3 separate regions of the Mus musculus genome follow, and regions 1 and 2 are each linked to region 3. A link is a loop called in an ENCODE intact Hi-C map of the cell type or tissue named here. Cell type or tissue: left cerebral cortex. All regions are shown on one strand.

Region 1 (8,000 bases), 220 kb before region 3:
ACAGAAATGCTGGCATCACGTGGATGTGCTCACTCTGATGGAGGCCCCCCAACTGCAAAACTAGGGAAAACTCAGGATGTTTGTTTTACGTTGGAATTGAGGAGGTCAGTTCATTGTATACAGCTCAATAAAGAAGTGAGTTTAACTAACCTTGGCAGCAGAGCGCTATGGAGATGCCAAAGCAGTAGGGCAAACTTGATCCTTGACTACAACATCCAAACTCCCCCCCCAAAATACCCTCCCCTTTTCTTTATAAGTTAACTTTCTAAGGTGTTTTGTTGCAGAGTATGAAGCTAAATAAACACTGATTAAGAACATAATTTATATGAATGGTTAAAGAACATAATCTATATGAATGGTCTTTCATGCTAACAACAAACTAGAAATGAGAAAACCAGAACCAGGCAGGGCAATAATAACCACCACTGAAATTTGGGGACCAAAGTTCACAGGGATTCAGTAACTTATTTGAGGAAATAGGCAAATGATTTTTATAGATGTTTCTCAGAAGAGATATGAATGGCCAACAGACATATGAAATATATTCTTTATTTATAATTACCAACATAATGCGATTTAAAACCACAGTCTGTATCTACCACCTGTTAGAATGGTGATTATTTAAAAAAAAATTGACCAATGACTATTGGTGGTAAGGACATTGAGAAAAGGGAGTTCCTATCTTGACATCATTTGGTGTTGAACACTAATATAGAAGTGCAAGCTAAATAAACCCTTTGCTCCCAAATTTGCTTTTGGGTCATGGTGTTCCAACTTGGCAATTGAAACTCTAAGACAACCAGCACCTACATCTTAGTATCCAAGGCCCCGCTGCATGTCTTCTCATCCTACATCTTAGTATCCAAGGCCCCGCTGCATGTCTTCTCATCCACCTTAAGAAGAGTTAAAAATGGTTATCCACACCTTTGGCTATCCTCACCTCTCTCACTATCTAGCGGCACTTTCTAGTCTTTCCACCCTCTTCTATAATGAGTCGTTCTCCATCTTGATCTTTGTCTCTTTCTTGTTGTTATTACCCTTGTATGCACATACGTACACACACAAAAAAAACCCCACAAAGACACATGCACACATACACACACAAACACAAAATCTCTCTCTCTCTCTCTCTCTCTCTCTCTCTCTCTCTCTCACACACACACACACACACACACACCCTGTAGGCATACATGTCTATGCATCTCAGCCAATAAACACAAGAGATTCTCCATCTTCACAGGGAATGTGGTCCTGGGTGACACTCTGAGAGGTGAGATGCTTGCTAAGCAAAGTGAAGGTCTCAGGATATCAGAGTCACCAGTGAGTTCTACATCCCATACGCTGTATGTAAAGCACATGCAGGAAGAATGGTAGTGGTTAGAATGAGATTTCACCTGTACCTCCCTCCATCCCTCTTATTTTCCCCTCTCCTCTCTGATCCTCTAATCTGACCTCACCCTCTCCCCTCTCTCTATCTCTAAGCCCCAGTCTTTCTGTGATCCCCTGTACTTGTGAATTCATAAGCGTGGCTCATTCGTACCCACAGAATTGAAACTGTACTTGGTTAGGAAGTTGTAATCTGAACTGAGGTGTGATGTGGTGCAGGCACCACTGGATGTTCCCTATAATTCTAAAGCATCTTGCCAATATGAAGTGAGGGCTGAGAAAAGTGGGAAAAGATACCTAATGAAAACTAATGTTCCAACCATCACACCTTGGTCTTATGGCTCCCATCTGAAAGGAGGCGTCATGTAAGTGGATAGAAAACTCACTAAAGCAAGGCACTAAGTGGACTAATTATTCATCACCCTTGCCCTCTGGTTCCTCCCTGAGTGTGCTGCAAGGATTGATGGAGGATAACCTGAAGCTCTTTCAACCGCTTAGTGATAGTTGCTTGCTAATAAGATGACCCAATTACCAGCCTTATTCTGAGCATTGCAAGTTCATAGGCAGCTGCATCTCCATGGTGTTTCTTACAGGAGGACAACCCACATAAAGTGCCACTATAGCAGCAGCCAGACTGCCTGCTCGAGATGAGCTATAAATAGCTGGGCATGTCTTTGGCTAGCTTCACCTCTCAGGATATCAGCCCCCTTTCTTGTCTTTCCTCCTCTTTCTGTAATGGGTCACTTTCCATCTCTGACTCCCCACTCTTTCCTGTCCTCACTCTCATGCGCATAGACATGTGTGCCAGGCATAAATGGTTATGAATTTTTCTACTGAATGAGGGAGGAATGAGTCGCTGCTTGATGATGGGTTGAACTAGCCTATCTGTTTAAAAGGATTTCTTTAGCCTTCCAGGCATCCAGGATCAGGGCTCTGGACCTGCTTCCCTGACTAAGGCTAAACATTCTCTTGGCCACTGCTCTTTTATTTACCATCCTAAAGGTTAAACACAGGGCTTTGTGTAGACCAGACAAGCACTCTTCTGGGAGTTCCATCCCCAGCCCTTGATTGGCTCTTTGAAAGTTTCTTAGCTAAACTACAGGAGAGCTTGTGGTGGTTCCTCCAGTCTCACAATTTACTTTCTGTCTACTGCTATTTACCAGCCTTCATAAGATCACAGCTAATGCATTGTTCAGTGAATTGGTGTGGCACAAAGTCCTACTGCATTCTGCATTCTGGCGTCTCATAGTGTGCATGTATGTATAACAGAAGTTTAGCAAGCTATGCTAGCTCTATTTAGCTTGATTGAAGTTAATTTACCTTTAAGTGACAGGTAAGAATTGCACATTTTCCTAGGGGATAGAGTAATGTTTGAGTACATGTACACAGTGTTGAATATCCACTTCACACACAGATCATCTGTCTTTTCAAACCTACTTCTTCGTGATGACAACATCCAAATCCTCTCTTTGACAAATTTCATTGTCACAATACATTGATTTTGGCTATAATATCATCCAAAGCATTTCACCTATTCACCTGTCTCTTTGTCTCCATTAGTCAATCTCTATATTCCTCCTTGTTCTATCCCTCCCTAGGCCCCAGTAACCAGGATTATATTCTACTTCTGTGAGCTTAGCTTTTTCTATTCTGAGTGACTTCATGTCTTATCTGTATTACCATATCTGGACACTTATTTAAAATTATGAATCTAAGCCCATTGGTATTTTTGGAAATGCCAGGGTTTCACTCTTTCATCACTAAATATTATTCCATTGAACATATGAATTATTTTAATTTTTCCTTTTACCAACAGTGTTGTGAACACTGATGGAAAGAATGTAAAGGTACAAATGGTTGTTGTGCATACCGATCTCATGTCCTTGAGTGCACACTGGTATTCTAAACCTGTCTTTAGACCAATGGTTCTCAGCTTTTGGGTCATTCCAACCCTTGGGTGGATGACTCTTTCACAGGGGTTACCATCTGAAAACACAGATATTTACATTATGATTCATAACAGCACTAAACTTACAGTTATGAAGTAGCAACACAAATAATTTTGTGGTTAGAGATCACCACAGCAGGAGGAACTGTATTAAAGGGTCACAGCATTAGGAAGGTTGAGAACCACTGCTTAGGAGTCAGTTCCAGACAGAGTAATAGGAATTCTGGAAACAGTTACTCAATAGTTAACAGGCTAGCAGTCTGGAAGGAGACTGCAGGCAAAAGCTGTCGAGTAAAGTCTCAGACAAGGCAGGTAGGTCTAGAGAAGAAAGTTGAGGAATTAGGAGTGTTTTTTGAGGGTAAGAGCCATGACTGGCCTGTATGTGTGAAGGGGTTTGTTCATGAAAGCCAAATGGCTTGTTCTCCAATGTACACTAGCTTTAATAGAAAAAAAAATTCCTTCATGGATTAAAGCCCCTTTCTATATTCAGAGCTTAGGCAGGATGCACTCTCCAGGCACAGAGATGGAGGTCAATTCTAGATAGCCTGTGAGCACCGAATCTCCATAATGAAGCCAGTCTGCTAATGGTTGGTAACTTATTTTCTGATTTCTGGTGATGGGCTGGGACATCTGGATTCTCTACATAGCACATTATTATCCTCCCCAAACATCCATTTCATTGTGTTAGAGTCCAATGCAAACCTAGAAAAACTTTTATTAAATGATCAGAATCTTATTAACATGATCAAATCCAATTAAGTCACCATTAGTTTTCAAGAGCATTTTGAATCAGCTCAAGAAAACGTGCAGGCCTCTGTAGAGACAAGAGTTAAAGAGATTTTGCCAGGACCTGTTTCTTCTACAGACTAACCAAAGTGCCTCTGGGAAGGCTCTAGAAGGGAGAGATAGACAGCCTATCTAGAAATATAATTTCCTGCTTGGAGCTGCGAAAGAAAACGTAAATTTCAAAACAGGTTTCTGGAGGAGATATGTAAAATGATAATAAGATGAGTTATAATAAAATCAAGTATTTAATCTTAAGCATTCATTTAAATGGAAAGCAGACATTATGTTCATGAGTCATAACTTGAGCAGCTGTTGTCATCTGCCTAGCCTGTGCTCATGTAGAGCTTCAGCTCTGTGTATGACGAAACAGGAAGTGCTCCCAGAACGGCAGGCTGAGTTCATCTATTGTGAGTATGCTCTGCATGGAGATATATTGACAGCAGTTTCTCTAATTCAAAGAGAAGTCCCTGTGACAGTAGCTAGTCCTTTTCTGTCAGCTCTTGCTCATACATTTACTCAAACTGGCTCTTTCCGATGACTGGCTGCAGCTCTGGAGAAAGCAGCATCCTAAAAACACATGACCACTTGATGAGGGAATGTGGAGAGACAAAGTGAAAAGTGTAGAGAGATGGCACAAGGGGCAGGAAAGGTTGGGTGCCATGAGTCAGTGGTGACTAAAAGATGATGCTGAAGGTTGAATCTGTAGTCAAGGCAGAAGGGAGGAGTTGAAAGAGGAGACGGGTCCAGAGTCAACTGTCTGATGAATTAACAGGATTAGCCATGCTGATAAGCATGTTTCTATAAATACTTTAACACCCATTGCTGCTCATAGGTAAAGCTGATGTCCATCACAAGGTACATTTCATGAAGTAACAACATAATACTTTTATACACAAATTATACATAATACACAAAATTATAGTCGCTTTCCCCACCATACATATTTTGCATGTATAGAAATTGTCTGCACACAATAAGGACTTTAGATACCCTCCCACATAAGGTTAGCCAGGATCTGACAGAATTGAATGGAACATGATCTGGGACACAAGGAGAGTCTAGGATGGGTGTTGGAAATGCTGGCATACAGAAGAATTAAATGTATTGTCCTTAACAACCCTAAGATATATGTGTATGAAATCAGGGAAGTTTCTAGAAATCTAGAGGAATATGTCAGGGGGCAGAGAGTGGAGAGAGAATCTTATAGTGAACAATATGGACACATTCCCAAATGTATGAAAACTCTGTTTCTATGAGAGAAAGAAAGCATCAGGAGCCAGGAACATTTGATTGGATAGGGTGTATCATTGGTTGGCCTTAGAATTGCATGGTGGCTAAATTCATCAGAGGTCAGATAAAGCTGAGATCCTCATTAAAGATGAAAACATGTAGAGAGGAGAAAACCTACCTATAAGGACTGGTTTCCTGAGCAAACTGGAATGGAGCTAGGAAATGAATCCATCAAGCACTGGAGATGATATATGGATCCTTTCCAACCTCTTCACAGTGGAGACAAGAGGCTCAAGCTCCTTCTGCCTTCTAGTAAAGAGCCAAGCCAGCCTCTGCACCTGTCTGAGATATGCAGGGTATGCAGGTGGCTGTAGACACTCAAGATTCTGGGTGGAGGTTGGTTGGTTTAGCTAGTAGAAAACATAAAAAGATAACTTGCAGGGAAAATAGGCCTCACTAGTAGGAACTACCAGAAACTTGGAGAAAACAAGGGGATAAATGGGCCCAATCACATGCCTCTGAGGCTCTAACACTGTGTAGTCTGACTACAGGAGGCACGTGCAATGGCATATGGATATCCAGAGACCAAACACTATTGTCCAAGCCTCTAAATTAGTCGTTCTCAACCTTCCTAATGCTGTGACCTTGCAATATAGTCCCTCTTGCTATGGTGACCCACTCAACAACAAAATTATGTCATTGTTACTTTATAACTATAATTTATAACTGCTGTTATAAATCATAACGTAAATATCTGATATGCAGGATATCTGATAGGCAACCCCTGTGGGGTTCTCAACCCACAGACTGAAAACCACTACTTTAAAGAATTGCATGGAGCTTGTTGAGTAGTTCAAGCCACAAACTTCATCTGACCCAGTCTTCCCTAGCAAAAGTAAATGTCTCCACATGTCATCTCCCCAAAGCAGCCACATTACAACTCATTCCAAGAAAGTTGGTGTCATCTGATAGTAGTGACAAGAGTTTGACATATTCTTAACCTTTTAATATCTGTGAGAGTAATTGTACTGACTCTCATTTCATGTTTATACTTTGTAGGCAAGAGTGACTTAACCACACTAACCTGCCAGAGTGTGGTTATATTTACTACATAGGATGTGAGGAGAGCACAGGGTTCTTCACATTCCGTAGACACTGCCTTATTAAAGGATCTTTTCAGATGTCAGGCCCATGGTCCAGTCATGAATATTGGGATAATCCAATAATCACTATCTGTGTTTCCCATGGTTCCTCACCAAAAGGAGAAAATAGATGTGATGAGCTCAGACTAAGTATAGTACAAGCAAGGCAACAAACTGGAGATCTTTAGTGTGAGAGCAAGAGATGGTTTGGAGAAGCAAGATGAGATAGGTTATGGACTAAATGTATGTGTTCCCTCCAACTCTTATATTGATATTCTATCCCCCAGTGTGATGGTATTTGGAGATGGAGCTTTTGAAGATGATTATGAGGGTGGAACATTCTTGAATGAAGTTAGTGCCCTGCCCAGAAAAGGACAAGACCAGACATACATATTTTCTTTCTTTGCCAATCACACAGGGACATAAAGCGAAAATACCATGAATCAAGAAGTTGACCCTCACTGGGAACTAAGTGTCCCAGCACCTTGATCTTTAAGATCTCAGCTTCCAGAAGTATGAGAAATATTCTTCAGTAGTTTGAGTCACCCAGGCTACCGTATTTTGCTACAGTTGCCAAGCTGATGAATCTCAGCATCAAGGACTGAGATGTTGGGCCCTTCCTGTAGTCAGGTAGCAAGGTGTATGACACCTCACACTGTGGCAGTGAGTGGCCTGCAGAGAAAGGCATCAGCAGGACTTTATTTGGGGGGAGAGGGTACATTCATTTTCACAAAGCTCTCAGCCCTTGCAATAGAGGCACTGGGCTTTGTGTTTGCACCATCTTAAGAACTGATGCTATTTTAAGTTCCCTTTCCTTGTCTGGGAAAAATAGAAAAGAAGCATGCCTTTCTCTCCCAGTCTCATAACTGGCTCCCCACAGCAAAAGCCACACTTGATACTCCACACCTTAAAATTAACTTGACAGTTCCCTCTAGGTTGAGCAGAATGTTAGTGGCCAGATAGACAAGAGCCTCTAATATTCTGAAGCAATTAATTTCATAAAAGAAATGAAAAATGTTTCTGTGACTAAAGTGACAGGAACGAGGTGGTGGGGACAGCAACGATGGCATTTTCCATCCAACAGCTTACTTATTTGTACATCAGACTCCCAAGGGAGAGGAAATGACACATTGCCTCCAGGATCTCATTTCAACCATCTCAATCTTCCCCAACTCTTATATTTGTGAAACAAATTGCTTTAAACATGTCAAAGACACTTGAGTGTTAGCCAAATTTTAAAAATAAAGATGATTCACAAAGACAGCACTTGTGTTTGTAGACTTCAAGATAAAATTTTGAGAAGACAAAAACCACAGCCAGATTGTTTAGGGTGTAGACACAAGGTAATAAACCTTAGAAGTTAAAAAAGGAATTCCCCTCACACCTTATTTCTGCTAGATTTAATGACAGCCCTGCATTGTGGGTGATCACTCATCTCTGTTTGGGGGAAATGATCAGTTACCACTCACACATTGAGTCCTCTGCCCCTGGGTATGGTCTGTGTACTC
Region 2 (8,000 bases), 100 kb before region 3:
GCCAGAAGAATCCCATTGGTATCATAGGATATCTAATGTGCTCAATGAGACACAAAGGATGAAGAACCATTCTTGTTTGACTTGGTGTGGTCCTCAGTGTGAAAACTGATGATAGGAGAAGGTGGAGTTTTTAAGAGGCAGCACCTTGTGGATGATAACTAGGATATGTGATCCTAATTGACCTTGGAAGGGTTGGTACTGGTCTGTGGAGTGAGTCAATTCCTGGGAAAGCAGCTTATTATAAAGTAGGGCTGTTTTGCAAATAGGGCCCCTTGGGCACATGGCCAGTTCCCTTCCTGTTATGTCAGCACCATGCTGTTTGGATGCTCCAACCACTAATATTAAACTAAATCAACTAAATCTATTTTCTTTATAAATTTCCAAGCCTCTGTCATTCACATACAATAACAAAACCAGATTCAAACAGGAACAAAAGCAGGCAATGAAAAGTGATGGGCTTAACTCATATAATAAATATCACCCCTCATACAAACTTGGGCTTTATTTCCTGCCACCAAGTCTGGCCACCTGAGTTCCATCCTCCACATGGTAGAGGAAGAGAACAAACTCCTGTAACTTATCTGCTGATCTCCACTCATACGATTGTACCCACACAATGATAACTTTCTAAATTAAAAAATAAGGAGGATCACACTGGCTGCTGTGATGAGAAGCTCACAGAAGCAGGAATGGAGCTCAGAGGCCAGTTAGGATGCTGTAATCATCATCCAGCTGAAATGTAGTGGTCGTGTTGACAGTGCTAAGAACAAGTCCTGAAGATCGAGTCCACCTGATTGGCCTGTGCACATGAGAGGAAGGGGTGGATGAAACTCCATGAGTGAGAGGTGTGAAATGCCTTGGAATTCCTGTTACCTTCCAACAGGGTGGGAAACTCAGACTGGGTTTATATGGTTAAAGACATGAAGGTAACAGAACCTAGATCCTCCCATGGGCAAGGACATTGAACCAATGGGTGTGAACTGGGGCCCTGAGTGGAACTATAATTCATCACATCTCTCTACACCAGAAATAGAGCACAGTCCTTTTCCAACCTCACATGCACCCTTTCAATCTTCCTTGTCTCCTTAGCCCAACTAAAGGATGGACTCAAGCCATTCCCTGGCTGTAGAAGCAACACAACCAGACATGACAGCCTCACGCTTGCTCCTGGGCCTTCCGCATCATGACGGATTGTATCCAAAATAAACCTTTCCCCTGCAAATATTAAAAATGAGGGGATAACTCTATATGAGTTAATGGATTAAAATGATGTAATGTATTTCTCAATTGAGTCAATTCATGTAGGGACCAAACCTAAGCCCAAGTTGATTTTAATACAGCTCCATCAGTCAGACCACTCAGGGCTTGTCCCAGATCACTTCAAGGGAATTAGAACCTCATTCTTCTTTTGCAAATTTACTAATTAATGTAGGTAGGTGGCATCAATTGCATGCAATAAAACGCATGTTGCAATCTGAAGTCAATCCTAGTCTTTTGCAAAATCACACATGTCTGACCCTAAGCAAGCATCCTGCAGTGCCTCTACTGCAAGTAAAGTTTTCTAAGGAGAATGTGAGCAGACTTCAGATTGGTGATTAAAGGGAATGTGTAGGCTAGAGTCAGCTTGGGAGATTTGAATAACTTAAACCAACCAGTACCTTCAAAGGTGTTATCATTGTCACTTGGCTATATTTAGTTGCCTTTGCTTTTTGGAAGAGATGAGGCAGCTCCAGCCTGTGTCTCCCTTGGCTTTCCCCAGACACCATAAATGATGTTGGCAACCTCCCATCTCCACCACTCATACAGTGAAAATCTATTCCTCCTTCTCTTGCCGCGTTTAATAAACTTTATCTAGAACAATTTCTTGTGCGGTGGCACAACATGGCACTTATATAATGGACTATTTCAGGAGCAGTGTTCTCTGGGGCTCTGGTGCACAGTCCCATTTCTTCAGTGCTGTGATTGAGAGAATGGTCTGCCTCCAAGAAGAAGGGAGCCCTGGGGCTGAGACTATAAGTGGTGATAAGAACCCCTGCAAAGATGGGTACAAAGAAGATGCACAAGTCTTGCTGCCCTAAAGAAACCTAGTAGCCAAACACATTCCCCTAAGAAAAACCAGAAGACCACTGTTTATTATTATCCCTGGAAACATCAAGGGACAAAATGCACTGTCTCTAAGGACATACATACCTGGGCTCAGCCTACAGAACTGTCCTTTGGGCTCTAGAATCCTGGGCTATGGGAAATGGAGTCACAGAGTGAGCAAATGGACCCAGGCTACAGATACAACTCTGCATCCTCAGCCCCCATGGAGATTGAAAGAGGAATGAGACTACTTCCCATCCTCCATGCCATTCTGCAGGGCTTATTCTCTACCCTGAAAGCTAGCAGTAAGGTTTCCACACAGAGGTCTCTCCAGTCACAAAGAGGAGCGAGGGCACTCTATGCTCATTTTCTGCCATCTTGGGATTGCCTTGGCTCAGGTCAGAGCCTGCAAGGTTGAAGCTCCTAGGATTCACCTTTAATATCTCTGTTTACCCTTTCCATTTTACAGCAGCAAACACAATGCTTCGAAAGTTTGACAACTCTTTTCTGTAGTAAGACCCCACTGACTATTACATTTCCAGTGTATTCTTTCTTCACCCATGAGACAGGAGAGCTTGTCCCTGATTGACTCCTTGTATCTGTCTTTTGCTGTTTTTCCTGGTGACTTGTGTGCTAATGAGGGGAGGATGGGAGAGGGCAAGTGAGCCATATGCCATCTCGTCCAGGTCTTGATGTCCGCCTTGTTGGTTTTTCCTCCCTTCAGCCAAGAAAAAGGAGGTGCTGGTCAGAGCGGGCGAGTACATGAGCCACCTTCTAGAACAGGGCTTCTTGCACTTCTTCGTCACGGCACGCATCAACGAGTCCAGGGATGTCCTGGCCAAACAAAAGTCCATAATACTGACTATCCCCAAGATCACCATCAAGGTCAGTGAACATCTCATCTCAGACAAAAAAGGAGGGCAAAGTGCTTAGTCAGTAGCCAGATTGTGTGTGCATGTGTGGGGGGAGGAGGGGGTGTCCAAAAGACATAATGGAGCTAGGATCTTCCTGTTCTTTGAAAGAAGTAAAATATTCTATATATAGTCGCATGCATATAACACTCCTCTCCTTATTTAAATATATAGATGTGACTGCAGATATAAATATAACCTGTGGTATAAACACACTTGTGGAGGAAGATAAAGATGTGTGATGGAGACAGAGACTCAGAACTCTCTGTGTCTTCAGAATAAAGTGGGTCAGGCTTACAAACTACCTACACTGTCCCTTCTGCATCTGGGGCAGTAATGTCATTCACTGAGGTGTGACTGTATGCAGTAGGATGTGCAAGCTGAAGTGTAGAGCTGGGGAGCAGTAGCTGAATATACATATGCCGTTATAAGCACCAGCTAGATGAAAATATAGAGGATCCCCAGGTCTTCAGAGAGCTCCTTCCTGCCTTTATCCTGTTCACAGTCTACCCCACATACCAAGATGACACATTTTTCTGGCTTCTGTCACCATGGCTTGTTTTTTCCCACTTGGATCATGGCTTTAGTTGTACAGAGAGCACAGAGTTGGTTGTCCAGGTAGTACAGGGTATTTCTTCTCAAGTTGCTCATGGGGACTGGTAAAGGAAAGCCAGGGGAGTGGGTTACCTGCTTCTCAGCAGCGTAGGCTAGCTTCTGGTGGCATCAGTAGACAGCCTTACCAAGACCCCTTCCAAGCACTGGAAGCCAAGCATCTAGTGGTCACCTTGGAGAGTGGTATTATATGCCACCTGGATGTGGCCTTAAATAACTTCCCTGGTGTCTGGAGAGCATTTGTCTCTGAAAAGACTGAGTGATCAGTATAAATCCTCCTAACATGAAGTATCCTAAAGTAACCAAGTAATCTAAGTGGCCCCAGAGATGGGACACTGGGCAGGAGTGAGAGATGAGCTTTGTTTCTTATGAACCACTTTTTAAGCTAATGGCTATTGTGTGGCATTCAATATGGCTGCTCTGCTTGCTTATATACTGGACCCTGGCAGCTGCTATCAAAGTATCACATATATAACTGAGCTTTCAACACTCAATAAAACCTACAGGTAAGCAGTACAAATGTTTCTACTTTATATGTGAGAAAACTGAAGTGCAGAAGGGCTGTAAAACTCGTGCAAGATCGCATCATCATCAAGATGGAGAGCTAGGTCTCTAACCCCAGCAGTCCAGTTACAGAAGCAGAATGAGAATTGCCTCATCCACTTCTTCTCAAAATCTGGTTGTGTATAGATGGTACATGGAGCACCCCACAATGAGGCTCACGCAAAGCTGAATATGTATAGGGCCTATTGAAGAACAGAATGTCAGACCCTCTACCTCTAGGGAGGTTTATGTCATTCTCTCTCTCTTCTGTTCTTGAAATGCAGTCACTTACCATAGACCTGTTGTGATTGGTACTGTCTGCACAACAGGCCTGAAGAGGCAGAATGCAAATGAGGCTGAGGGAGAATCAGAATTCTGTAGGTAGAGTCAGAAACAAATGCTAAACAGGAAAACAGGGCACTTGGGTTACTCCAGGAGTGCCATCTTGCCCTGAGAGCATGAATTCATTAGCTGGGGGCACAAGGACCACAGCAGCAGGAGGCACACTGGCTCTCCATAGTCAGAGATCTTGAAGATGTCCCTTAGCCACATAGCAAAGGCATCTTTTGCTGCTCTGAGGGGGATGTAAGCAGAGCCTGTGCCCATGCTCAGATCTCTGCCTTTCCCACCAGAGACAGTTCTCATGTTCACCTCATTATGAAGCAATGGCTTGTCCCTGCCAAGATCTCAGGAGAAGCTTTTCCAAGCTGTGAAGTGTTCAGACCACAGCACAAAATAGAATTTAATTGCACCACTGATAATAAAATGTGTGTAGAGAAGAAACTGATACTTTTGATCTTTTGGGGTATTATTAATTAGAAAGGTTGGATTTTTTTTCTATCTTTTAAGATTCTTTGAGAGCAACTGAACTCCCCATGGCAGAATTACAGAGGTCTCATTCTGCATGCTAGTAGACCAGGGCAGGACTGGAACCAGGGTTGATTGGGTTCAGTTTGAGTTAATTTCCATGACAGAAGCAGGGGTTCTGGTTCTGTTGGACATTCAGAGTCAAGGCCATTTTCTGAGAAAGAAGATCTATACTGTCCAGGGCTAAGACTGGAAAAACTATAGATGAGACACTATCACACAAGCCCTAACCATTAACCCCACTAATTTCAAGGTTAAAGTAAATCCAAACAGGCAATGAGATGTGCCAGGGAAAGGGACTGCTCACCCTAATGCCACTCAGATATCACCCAGCTGTGACAGATCCGGATTTCAGAAACTGTGGGAATGGCACTAGGCACCTGTGACACTGGAGACATAGTAAAACAGAGCTGTATCCTTCAGAAGCCAGTTATGCACTGGGAGTGATGGGGAGGGCTCAGGAAGGGAAGGAAGGGGCTTGCTGTTGGGGGTACTGGAAAGATGGTAAGAAAATACTCTGTTGGACTGCAATGTGGGAGAGCACTTCAGAGAATTAAGTAAGATAAATGGCATAAAGCAGGAACTCCAAACACACTAAAAGTACAAAGCCCACAAGGGTTCCAAACACGTGGTCCAAAATTACCTGCAACATGTCACCTCATCAAGTGTTAGGAAAATGCTAGAATACTTTGTCCATCCCTCTGAAGCATGGATGGGCTCACAGAAGACTGAGTCTCTTACAGATGCTGTGCATGGATAAACCAGGCACAGGGTAAATGTGAAAGAGGTAGTTAGGAGGACAGATCCTTCCAGCTTCATTCTGCAGGCAAGAGGAGGAGGAGGAGGAGGAGGAGGAGGAGGAGGAGGAGGAGGAGGAGGCGGAAGCCAGCATGCTGACAGTAGTGGCAGCAGCTGAGAGATATTAAACACTGGAATTTTAGTAATGCCCTTGTATCATCTTATCTGAGAGATAGGTATTACTGTAACCTTCACTGGACAGAAACCCAGAGAAGTTAGTGCCTTATACAACAGTGACCAAACCATGAGCCCTGCAACCAAGGGAATTTAAAGCTGTTTTCTCCACAGGACACCCATGTAACCCTACCAAGTCACTGAGCCTCCCAGAGTCTGTTTTTCCACTGAAGTGAGAATGGCAATGGCAATTCTTTCATCATGGCATCCTTGTGTTGACTGGGCCAAGGATGTGTGATAACTATGTCACAGTGAACAGTTGGTACATGATTCTGGATGACTATCTCATGGACATACCTGATCAAGGAAGGACAGAAACCCCTCTCCCAGATCTCTCTTGGTGTGATGTGACCTTTGGGCCACATTGTTCTTCACACTGGGACTTTTATAGGCAGCATAGACAGGAAGGTTTGCGGGTTGCAAAGTTGGGAGATCACAGCTCTGATGAATTATCAAGAATTTAGACCAAGGGAATAGGCTGTCATCAATGAATGGTTATCATTCCACCATCAGAGATGGAGAGAGATACATGTAGGTACCAGAGAGACCATGGGGAATTGCTTGGAGGGTAGGGTAGATCACAGAAGTGGCTTTGTTTAGGGTAGAGGTTGGGAGCCAAGGAAGACTAAAGATAGGCTCAGCAGAGCATGTAGAGACATTTAGAGTTGAGTCTAGAATGTTTTGGATGAAGCTTTGTCATTGGCTCCATGAAAAAGACTTTGGTGAAAACTCTGCCTCCCAACAGTTATACAAAGTCTTGGCCCCAAAACATTGCCTTCTAAGACTCCTAGGTTTGATCCCAGCAATGTAGCTGCCTGAAAGCTAGAATCCAGATGTTCTCCAACCCCCTGCCACCCCCCCATCTTCCTTTTTAATGCAAATCTAGACATCCTGGAATGATACTAGATCTATCTATCTGAACCTAAGCTACATCCACCAAACTACATGGGTCAGTAGCCAGGTTCTTACATCATAATGGGCACATCTTGAGTTTCATTCATCCCCATGGCGATAGAGACTGGGTTTGAGTTAAATTTGTCCCTATTTAACTATGCCCAGCACCCACCCTTCATGAGTCATGGTGCGTGATCCTCATATGGGAAATGGCAGGGGGAGACACTCGTTAAACTTTAATGAGCATACATCTCTTTTTCTGTGCTATCAAAATATTTTGATGAGAAAAGTATATTTTATTAAAAGCAGACTTGGAATTTTTCTCTGCCTTTCCATGTGTTGATTGTCAAAAGCTGCTTTAAGTCTTGGGGGAAAAGGCTCCCTGGCATTTTAATTGTTCGTGAGCAGTTGCCATTTGGAGAAGAGGGGCCACAGAAGGAAGCAAGCTGGTCTGCAGACAGCACATACATTTTTCAAAGTGCTGTGACCCACAGCGTGTGAGCAGCGATTTAACAGGGTTCTGTGGTTCTCAACAATGAAGCTTCTTATTCCCATGCTCAAGATGGGCCGAGGCAACTGTGCAGGAAAGCGGGCAAGCCCAGTGGCATGGCAGGCTTCCAGACCCACATTCCCACCTAGAAGGCACTGAGCTAACAACAGCTTCACAGCTACCGTGGATGGTAAGAATAGGTCACATGAGAAGTGTCACTGCTGACCCCCACCCCCCGAATAAAATCAAGGGAAGGCCCCATCTCATCCAGCACTTATACCTACATAAGCTGTGCTCATCCATGCTCAGAGAGAGGAGTCTACCCACTCACCATCAGGCCCATAGCGTGATGAAAAGCTTCACCCCCTATGGAAAGGGAATACTTCCCTGTCTGGACAAGGTCCGTCATGATTCAACCCCATATCCATTTCATCTAACTCTAGATACTAACATAGTTTGTCTCAATAATTATCATATTTTTATGCTCCAACTAGAGCTTTTCATTTGATGCTATGATTCATGCTAAGATTGCCAGGCCATCTTCAAATCCTGACTCTGTGTGTCTCTGTAGTGAGGCAGGGAAGATAACAAGGTGAATTCTGGGGCCGTGTGCCTCCGGCATCCTG
Region 3 (8,000 bases):
AGGGGGACTTTTGGTATAGCATTGGAAATGTAAATGAGCTAAATACCTAATAAAAAATGGAAAAAAAATAAATATTCAGTATATACTAAAGTTTAAAAAAAAAAAAAAAAACAAATACAATCATAGAACATTTGGATACCCCTGTAACTTGGAAGCCATTATTGCCCCAGCAGGCACATCTTGGCTGGCAGGTCAATATTATTGGCATGGAGCATCCAGAGGTAGGTAAGATAATCTTTTTCTTTTCTCCTCCAGAAATCTGCATAGCACTTTCTAGTACTCTGAAATCTAGCCTTGTTCTGTTTGAGACTGATTTCTCTATACCTTGTAGTCAAAATGCATGATATCTCCTGCAACAGTGTCTTACTGGGTAGTTATGGTGAATAACCAAAGGCAATGCTAGTAGTCTGTGTCATTTCAGAGACCTCTGGAGCCTCTCTAACCAATAACTAATGGGAGATATCCCATTCCTTGTATTGTGATTACCATATAAGGGCCCCCAGGATCAATGTTATCCATTCATGCAGGGTAAGTCTGTTAAAGATTTTTTTCAAGTTGAAGTTTGAAGTTAGCTTGCTTACTAGCTTCTATAAGCTTTTTATACATCCTTATTTTTGGCTAGCTCACCTACTACTACTACTCCTCTCCCCATCCTCCCAACCACATCTCTGCTTAATTTTTAGTATCCCCCTCTCTGCTTTCTTTCCCTCAAAGTATGTTTTTAAGTTTGGTTGTGAAAGAGTAGAATTCTATATGGCTTTTCCTATACCTTCCTTTGGATTGGCCCTCTCCCTTACCCTCTGACCTCCCCCATACTCTACCTCTCTCTTTGTTTAAGCCTCCCAGCTTTCAGTATTCCACTTCTGTACTCTATTTTGTCTATACCTGACTATCCCCCTCCCTTACATTCCCCCCCTAAGAAGCCCCTCTCTACTTTCCTCCCTTCCACTTGTGCTTCAAGTTAAATATACAAAACAAAATTGAAAGCTAGTATCCACATATGAGAGAGAACAGATGGCATTTACCTTTCTGAGCCAGAGTTACCTTGTTTGCTATAATTTTTTTTTCAGTTCTATCCATTTACCTTTAAATTTTATGGTTTCATTTTTTTTACAGCTGAGTAATATTCCACTGTGTGTATGTGCCACATTTTTCTCATCCATTGACTTGTTAATGGACATTTCAGTTGACTCTATTTCCTAGCTATTGTGACTAAGGCAGAAATGAACACGATACTCAAGTGTCTCCATATTAGTATAAACAGTCCTTTGAGCACACGCTCGGAGTGGTATAGATGAGTCATTTGGCAGTTCTAGTTCTAGTTTTTTGAGAAATCTCCAGACTGATTTCCAAGCCATTGCCTGACTTTACACTCCCACCCATGCTGTCTAAGAATTTCTCTTCCCACACATCCACAACAGCATTTGTTGTTATTTGTGTTCCTAGTGATGGCCATTCTGACTGGGGTAAAGCCAAGATCTTAAAGTAGTCTTAATTTCTATTTCCCTAGCAGCTAAGGATGTTAAGCATTTTGAGATACCAAAAGTCAACACTGGGGAAAAGACATCATCTTCCAAGAATGGAGCTGGGAAAATGGGGTTTCAACCTACAGACCAATGAACTAGATCCTTATCTCTCGTCCCGCATGAAACTTAGCCCCCCCACCAAAAAAATAAGTAAATCAAGGGTCTCAACATAAGATCAGATTCCCTGAAACTGCTAGGAAAAAAAATAGTAGGGTGTAAGGTGAGTGCTTCAACTTATAGGCAAAGGTAAAGATATTCTGAATGAGACTCCAGAGGTGCAGGAAATATGGTAGATAATCAAAACGTGTGATCTCATGAAACTAAAAAACTTCTGTGCAGTGAAGGAAACTGTGAAGTGAGTAGGGAGGCAGCCAACAGCATGGGAGAAAAATCTTTATCAGCTATTCATTTGACAAAAGAATATACAACAAACTAGAAATACCTACATACTAACAAAATAAGCAGCCTAATTAAAACATGGGGCTAAGAGAATTCTCAAAAGAAGAAATGTTTGAAATTCTTCATAATTTTTCTCAATTCCACACTCATTGACTGTTGGAACATGGTGCAAGAATGCGTGGAGATTTCTGAATTCCTGAGAGAAAGCTCCAAGAAACCAAGATGAGAGTCTTAAGACCTTGGCTTCTTCAAAACATGAAATTATTCTTAGATTGTTCTTTTGCACCCTTCAGAGGTGTAATGAATAAGAGTGAGTTTGCTTCAGATTATTCATTATAACTGGCTATCATTACTTGTTTATATGCCTCTATTGAAAAACTTTTGTAAACAGTGTTTGTTGATGTTGTTTTGCTCTATGCAGCTTGTCCACCATTTGAGGTTTGTCCTTGAGATTGAACGCCTTGCTAGTAATGTAACTCTTTTTAACACTCAGAGTATAAATCGTCTGATGCTCTGAATAAAGTTGGCTATGGCATAAGACTTTAGTCTGCCTCATTGATCGGCTCCATTCTCCCTGGACCCATTACCTCTAGGGCGGTAAAACAACTGATCCTCCAGCAAGCATCTTGCTTATGTTTAATCAGACATAACAGGGGCCAGGACAGGGCTTGCTTGTGCAAAGTAAGTTCCATTCATTTCCTAGTCGACATCTAACCTAGCCAAGACCCACTGCCAAAATAGCTTTCCAATAAGAGAGTGGAGCCTACATCTTCATTCACTTTCTTATTATGAAAATGCAATTGAAGAGAAATTCCTGAGACACACTGATTGCTTTTCAGAAAAGCCAAACCAAGCGAGTTTTATCTAATAGAGGCAGGATGGTTTTTTACCACATGAGCTGTCTTTTGCTGCTGTTGCTTTCATTTGTTTTTTGAGACAGGTTCTTGAACTGTATCACAAGTTAGCCTAGAACTCATTATGTAGCCCAGACTAGGCTCCAACTAGCCAGGCTCCTCCTGCTCCAGCCTCTCAAGTGCTGGTTTTATAGGTGTTGAATTACCATGTCCAGCTGAGTAGTCAAGGTGTTTGTTTGTATTTAATCTTTTATAAGTGAAATGCAAAAAAATTGCCTTGGCTTAGAATAGGAGGATGACCAAGGAAACAAAGATGACCTTAGCAACAGAGTCACAGGACTCCTTAAATTCTGTGTTACCAGAATTCGTTCATTAGTAACCATTTGTGTGCCTAGTCTGTCAATTTTTTACATTTTAATTGTTTTGCCTGCTTGTATGTCTATGTACCAAGAGCAGGCCTGATGCCCAAGGAGGCCAGAAGAGGACTCTGGAGTCCCTGGAACTGGTATTACAGAAGGTTTCCAGGCACCATGTGGGTGCTAGGAACCAAACCCCGGTCCTCTGCAAGAGCAGCCAGCGCTCTTATATCCTGACCCCAGTCTCTGTATTTAAATGGTTTTTAATTATATTAGAAGTTACAGGCATGTAACTGTAACAGCTAATATACAATGTATTACTAGTGAAGTGAGCCTTTACTTCTCAATGGAGAAGGAAATAGAGAGGAGGGTGAGCAACAGTTTCAGAGATGTAAACATTCTTTCAGATGTTACAGTCTTCCTGAACTCTCACTTTCACACCTGCCAGCCCATATCTTTCTCTTTCTTCTGGTTCTCTCCACTGCAGTCTGATCGCTGAGAGTCTAGGACTATATAGAGATTTTTATCTCCATACACTTCAAGGGTGCCACAGCAGCAGAGTTCATCTGCAAAAATTAAAAAGCAAGCCCTCTCCCCTTTAGAGTGAGTCCGTGACATTTCTTTCCAGCTGAGCTGGACTTTGGAGGGTTTCCAAGCTTGTTTTCCAGCCTGCAGAAGCCTGATGTTCGAGAGGAAAGAGACTGGTTTCTTCCTAGTCAGTGCAGCTAACTTGACCCTACCTGAGAAAGCCTCCTGGATCTGAGGTCTGCGTTGGACTTAAGGCCCAACTCTCTCAACTTTAACGATCTGCCTCGCGGTATTTAACTCCCGCTTGCTCAGACCATTTGATGAGCGATTGGGTATGAAAAGTGTGGAGCAGAGACCATGCACAATGGCTCCTCTCTGGGAACCATTTTGATGCAGCCTTTTGAAATATGCAGAGTTCATGGAGAAACTTAAGTGGGACCTTCGTAAGTAGTGACAGTACACAGAGACAGGGGCTTGGGGGAAGCCAGAGCATCTTCATAGAGCCAGGGACTCGGCCTTGATCTGTAGGCTCTTATTTCTAGGCATCTCCAACTCCAGGGTCTGGGTCCAAGCACAGCAGGAAGCAATCTAAAAGCAAGGTTCATATCCTGGCATTTGAGCGATGAAAGTCATTTCAAGAAATTTCTCTCCTCCTAGGAGAAAAAAAATCAGTGCAGTGACCTCTACCCTTGAAATCTAGAATCTGAATTAAGAATGTTTCTTTTTAAAATAATTCTCTACTTTTCTCATTCCCCATGTTTGTTGATAAAGAAGGGTAAATATTTTTGTATAGCTCACACACAAAAACACCATCGCAAATATCTCCTCGGCAAACCATGTTTTCACTCATAAGTAATTCCTATGGAAAGGCAAGAAAGGAAATTTTCAAGAGAATGTTAAATATATAAATATGCTGTGCTCTGCTATAATATACATTGTTATAGTACATATGTAATAGTATATAACATACAGATAAATACATAGGCAAGTACAGAGATGCAGTGCCCTCTACTGGTCTAACTGAATGTGCTTTTAACCTCTTCCTGGAAATGGGTAGTTTAACTTCCCTTCAAAGGGCTAAGGAAGCCAGAGCACAGCCTGCTATGTGGCTCTGCTTCAGCCTAGGTGACACTTCTCAAGCTTATAGCAGTAAGCAAAGCCTCTTTGCACAAATATTGTCTTCATAAAGCTTGCTCACTCTGCTCAGCTTCCTTTTACTCATGTTCAAAGAACTATTCAAATTCACTCTAGAGCTGTCTGCACATGAGCTACTCTCCATGGTCTCTAGAAGACCACACACAACACAAATTAAGAGGAAATTTGACTGACTGATTGATCTGAGCCATCTAAGCAAAGATCCAGACTTTGCAACTCCCATACAGAAGGCAAACCTCCCTTATGGTATATGATTTGAACTAATCAGATGTAATTTTTAAAACCAAGCAGTATCCTCATCCAAAAAGACAGTTTAAGAGTTTATGCAAGGCCTACGCATCTGTGGAAAACATCTTGGATCCCAGACTCCACCGAGACTACTCTGCACAGGTAAGAGTGTGGACTACAGAAACTAACAGCTTCTGGGACAGGCAGGAGCCACAGAGCTTCTGAGGCAGCCCCCTTTTCGGGCTCCAGACATCCAGGCAACTTCCCTGCCAGAGGATAGGTGTCTGCCCCGCCTGGGAGGGTTTTGCCTGAGCATCTGCGGGAGACATCTTGGCTCCCAGATTCCACCGAGACTAGTCTGCACAGGTGAGAGTATGGACAACATAAGCTAACAGCTTCTGGGACAGGTCCTGTTTCGGGCCTTCATCTTCTGCCAGAAGGCAAGTCTGAACGCCAGATATCTGTGCACCTTCCCTGTAAGAGGAGAGCCTGACTGAAGAGAGTACTCTGAACACTGAAACTCAGGAGAGAGCTAGTGTCCCCAGTCTGCTGGTAGAGAATAACAGAATCACGAGAGGAACAAGCTCTAACCAGAGACAACTATAACAACTGACTCCAGAGTTTACCAGATGGCGAAAAGCAGACTATTTAGACTGAGATTTTAGGGTCACTTATATATACTATCATATCATCTGCAAAAAGTGATATTTTGACTTCTTCCTTTTCAATTTGTATCCCCTTGATCTCCTTTTGTTGTTGAATTGCTCTAGCTAGGACTTCAAGTACAATGATCAATAAGTAGGGAGAAAGTGGGCAGCCTTGTCTAGTCCCTGATTTTAGTGGGATTGCTTCCAGCTTCTTGCCATTTACTTTGATGCTGGCTACTGGTTTGCTGTAGATTGCTTTTTATCATGGTTAGGTATGGGCCCTGAATTCCTGATCCTTCCAAGGCTTTTATCATGAATGGGTGTTGGATTTTGTCAAATGCTTTCTTCGCATCTAGCGAGATGATCATGTGGTTTTTGTCTTTGAGTTTGTTTATATACTGGATTACGTTGAAGGATTTCTGTATTTTGAACCATCCCTGCATGCCTGGGATGAAACCTACTTGGTCAGGATGGATGATTGTTTTGATGTGTTCTTGGATTTGGTTAGCGAGAACTTTATTGAGGATTTTTGCATTGATATTCATAAGGGAAATTGGTCTGAAGTTCTCTATCTTTGTTGGGTCTTTTTGTGGTTTAGGTATCAGAGTAATTGTGTCTTCATAGAACGAATTGGGTAGGGTACCTTCTGCTTCTATTTTGTGGAATAGTTCGTGAAGAAATGCACTAAATAGAGAGAGAATATTAAAAGCAGTAAGGGAAAAGGGTCAAGTAACATATAAAGGCAGGCCTATCAGAATTACACCAGACTTTTCACCAGAGACTAAGAAAGCCAGAAGATCCTGGACAGATGTTATACAGACACTAAGAAAACACAAATGCCAGCCCAGGCTACTATACCCAGCCAAACTTTCAATTACCATAGATGGAGAAACCAAAGAATTCCACGACAAAACCAAATTCACACACTATCTTTCCACGAATTCAGCCCTTCAAAGGATAATAACAAAAAAAAAAATACAAGGATAGAAACAAGGTCCTAGAAAAACCAAGAAAGTAATACTTCAACTAACCTAAAAGAAGACAGCCACAAGAACAGAATGCCAATGTTAACAACAAAAATAATAGGAAGCAACAATTACTTTTCCTTAATATCTCTTAATATCAATGGACTCAACTCCCCAATAAAAAGATATAGACTAACAGACTGACTGCACAAACAGGATCCAACATTTTGCTCCTTACAGGAAACCCATCTCATGGAAAAAGACAAACACTACCTCAGAATGAAAGGCTGGAAAACGATTTTCCAAGCAAATGGTCTGAAGAAACAAGCTGGAGTAGATTCTAATATCTAATAAAATCGACTTCCAACCCAAAGTCATCAAAAAAGACAAGGAGGGGCACTTCATACTCATCAAAAAAAAAAAAAAAAAAAAAAAAAAAAACTTCCAAGAGGAACTCTCAATTCTGAATATCTATGCTCCAAATACAAGGACAGCCACGTTAATTAAAGAAACTTTAGTAAAACTCAAAACACACATTGCACCTCACACAATAATAGTGGGAGACTTCAATACACCATTTTCAACAATTGACAAATCATGGAAACAGAAACTAAACAGAGACACAGTGAAACTAACAGAACTTATGAAACAACTGGATCTGACAGATATCTACAGAACATTTTATCCTAAAACAAATGGATATACCTTCTTCTCGGCACTTCATGGTACCTTCTCCAAAACTGACCACATAATTGGTCACAAAACAAGCCTCAACAGATACAAAAATATTGAAATTGTCCCATGCATCCTATCAGATCACCATGGACTAAGGCTGATCTTCAATAACAAAATAAATAATAGAAAGCTAACATCCACGTGGAAACTGAACAACACTCTTCTCAATGATACCTTGGTCAAGGATGGAATAAAGAAAGAAATTAAGGACTTTTAGAGTTTAATGAAAATGAAGCCACAACATACCCAAACTTATGGGACACAATGAAAGCATTTCTAAGAGGAAAACTCATAGCTCTGAGTGCCTCCAAAAGGAAACTAGAGAAAGCACACACTAGCAACTTGATAACACACCTAAAAGCTCTAGAACAAAAGGAAGCAAATTCACCCAAGAGGAGTAGACGGCAGGGAATAATCAAACTCAGGGGCAAAATCAACCAAGTGGAAACAAGAAGAGCTATTCAAAGAATCAACCAAACGAGGAGCTGGTTCTTTGAGAAAATCAACATGATAGATAAACCCTTAGCCAGACTCACTAGAGGGCACAGGGAAAGCATCCTAATTAACAAAATCAGAAATGAAAAGGGAGACATAACAACAGATCCTG

Evidence for each region. Hi-C counts contacts between places; a loop is a spot of excess contacts. Peaks named below come from ENCODE experiments on the same cell type or tissue, not always from the same donor. Only the 100,000 strongest peaks of a DNase experiment are listed, where the experiment ranks them.
Region 1: it touches region 3 in a loop (2.2-fold over the local background); 3 of 42 quality-filtered maps call a loop at or near these places.
Region 2: a loop joins it to region 3, with 3 times the contacts of the local background. A loop is called at or near these places in 3 of 42 quality-filtered maps.

The regions. Positions count from the first base shown.
Region 1 is chr13:37,007,440-37,015,439 of GRCm38, reverse strand. The region is part of intron 3 of F13a1 (coagulation factor XIII, A1 subunit); the gene reads left to right. Among named protein-coding and RNA genes, the nearest start is that of Gm30240, 22 kb to the right of the region's middle. In left cerebral cortex, no CTCF peak of the experiment used is centred here; DNase peaks (open chromatin) are centred at 2,074, 4,468 and 7,318.
Region 2 is chr13:36,887,776-36,895,775 of GRCm38, reverse strand. F13a1 (coagulation factor XIII, A1 subunit) reads left to right here. Exons shown (of 15, transcript NM_028784.3): 13 at 2,810-2,970. All of the region lies in intron 2 of Gm30489 (a long non-coding RNA gene), which reads right to left. Among named protein-coding and RNA genes, the nearest start is that of Gm30489, 68 kb to the right of the region's middle. In left cerebral cortex, no CTCF peak of the experiment used is centred here; DNase peaks (open chromatin) are centred at 3,360, 3,912, 4,784, 7,442 and 3 more places; H3K27ac peaks cover 2,079 bases.
Region 3 is chr13:36,786,243-36,794,242 of GRCm38, reverse strand. No RefSeq gene overlaps it. Among named protein-coding and RNA genes, the nearest start is that of Gm30489, 34 kb to the left of the region's middle. In left cerebral cortex, a CTCF peak has its summit at 4,682 (motif pointing left); DNase peaks (open chromatin) are centred at 1,415 and 4,674.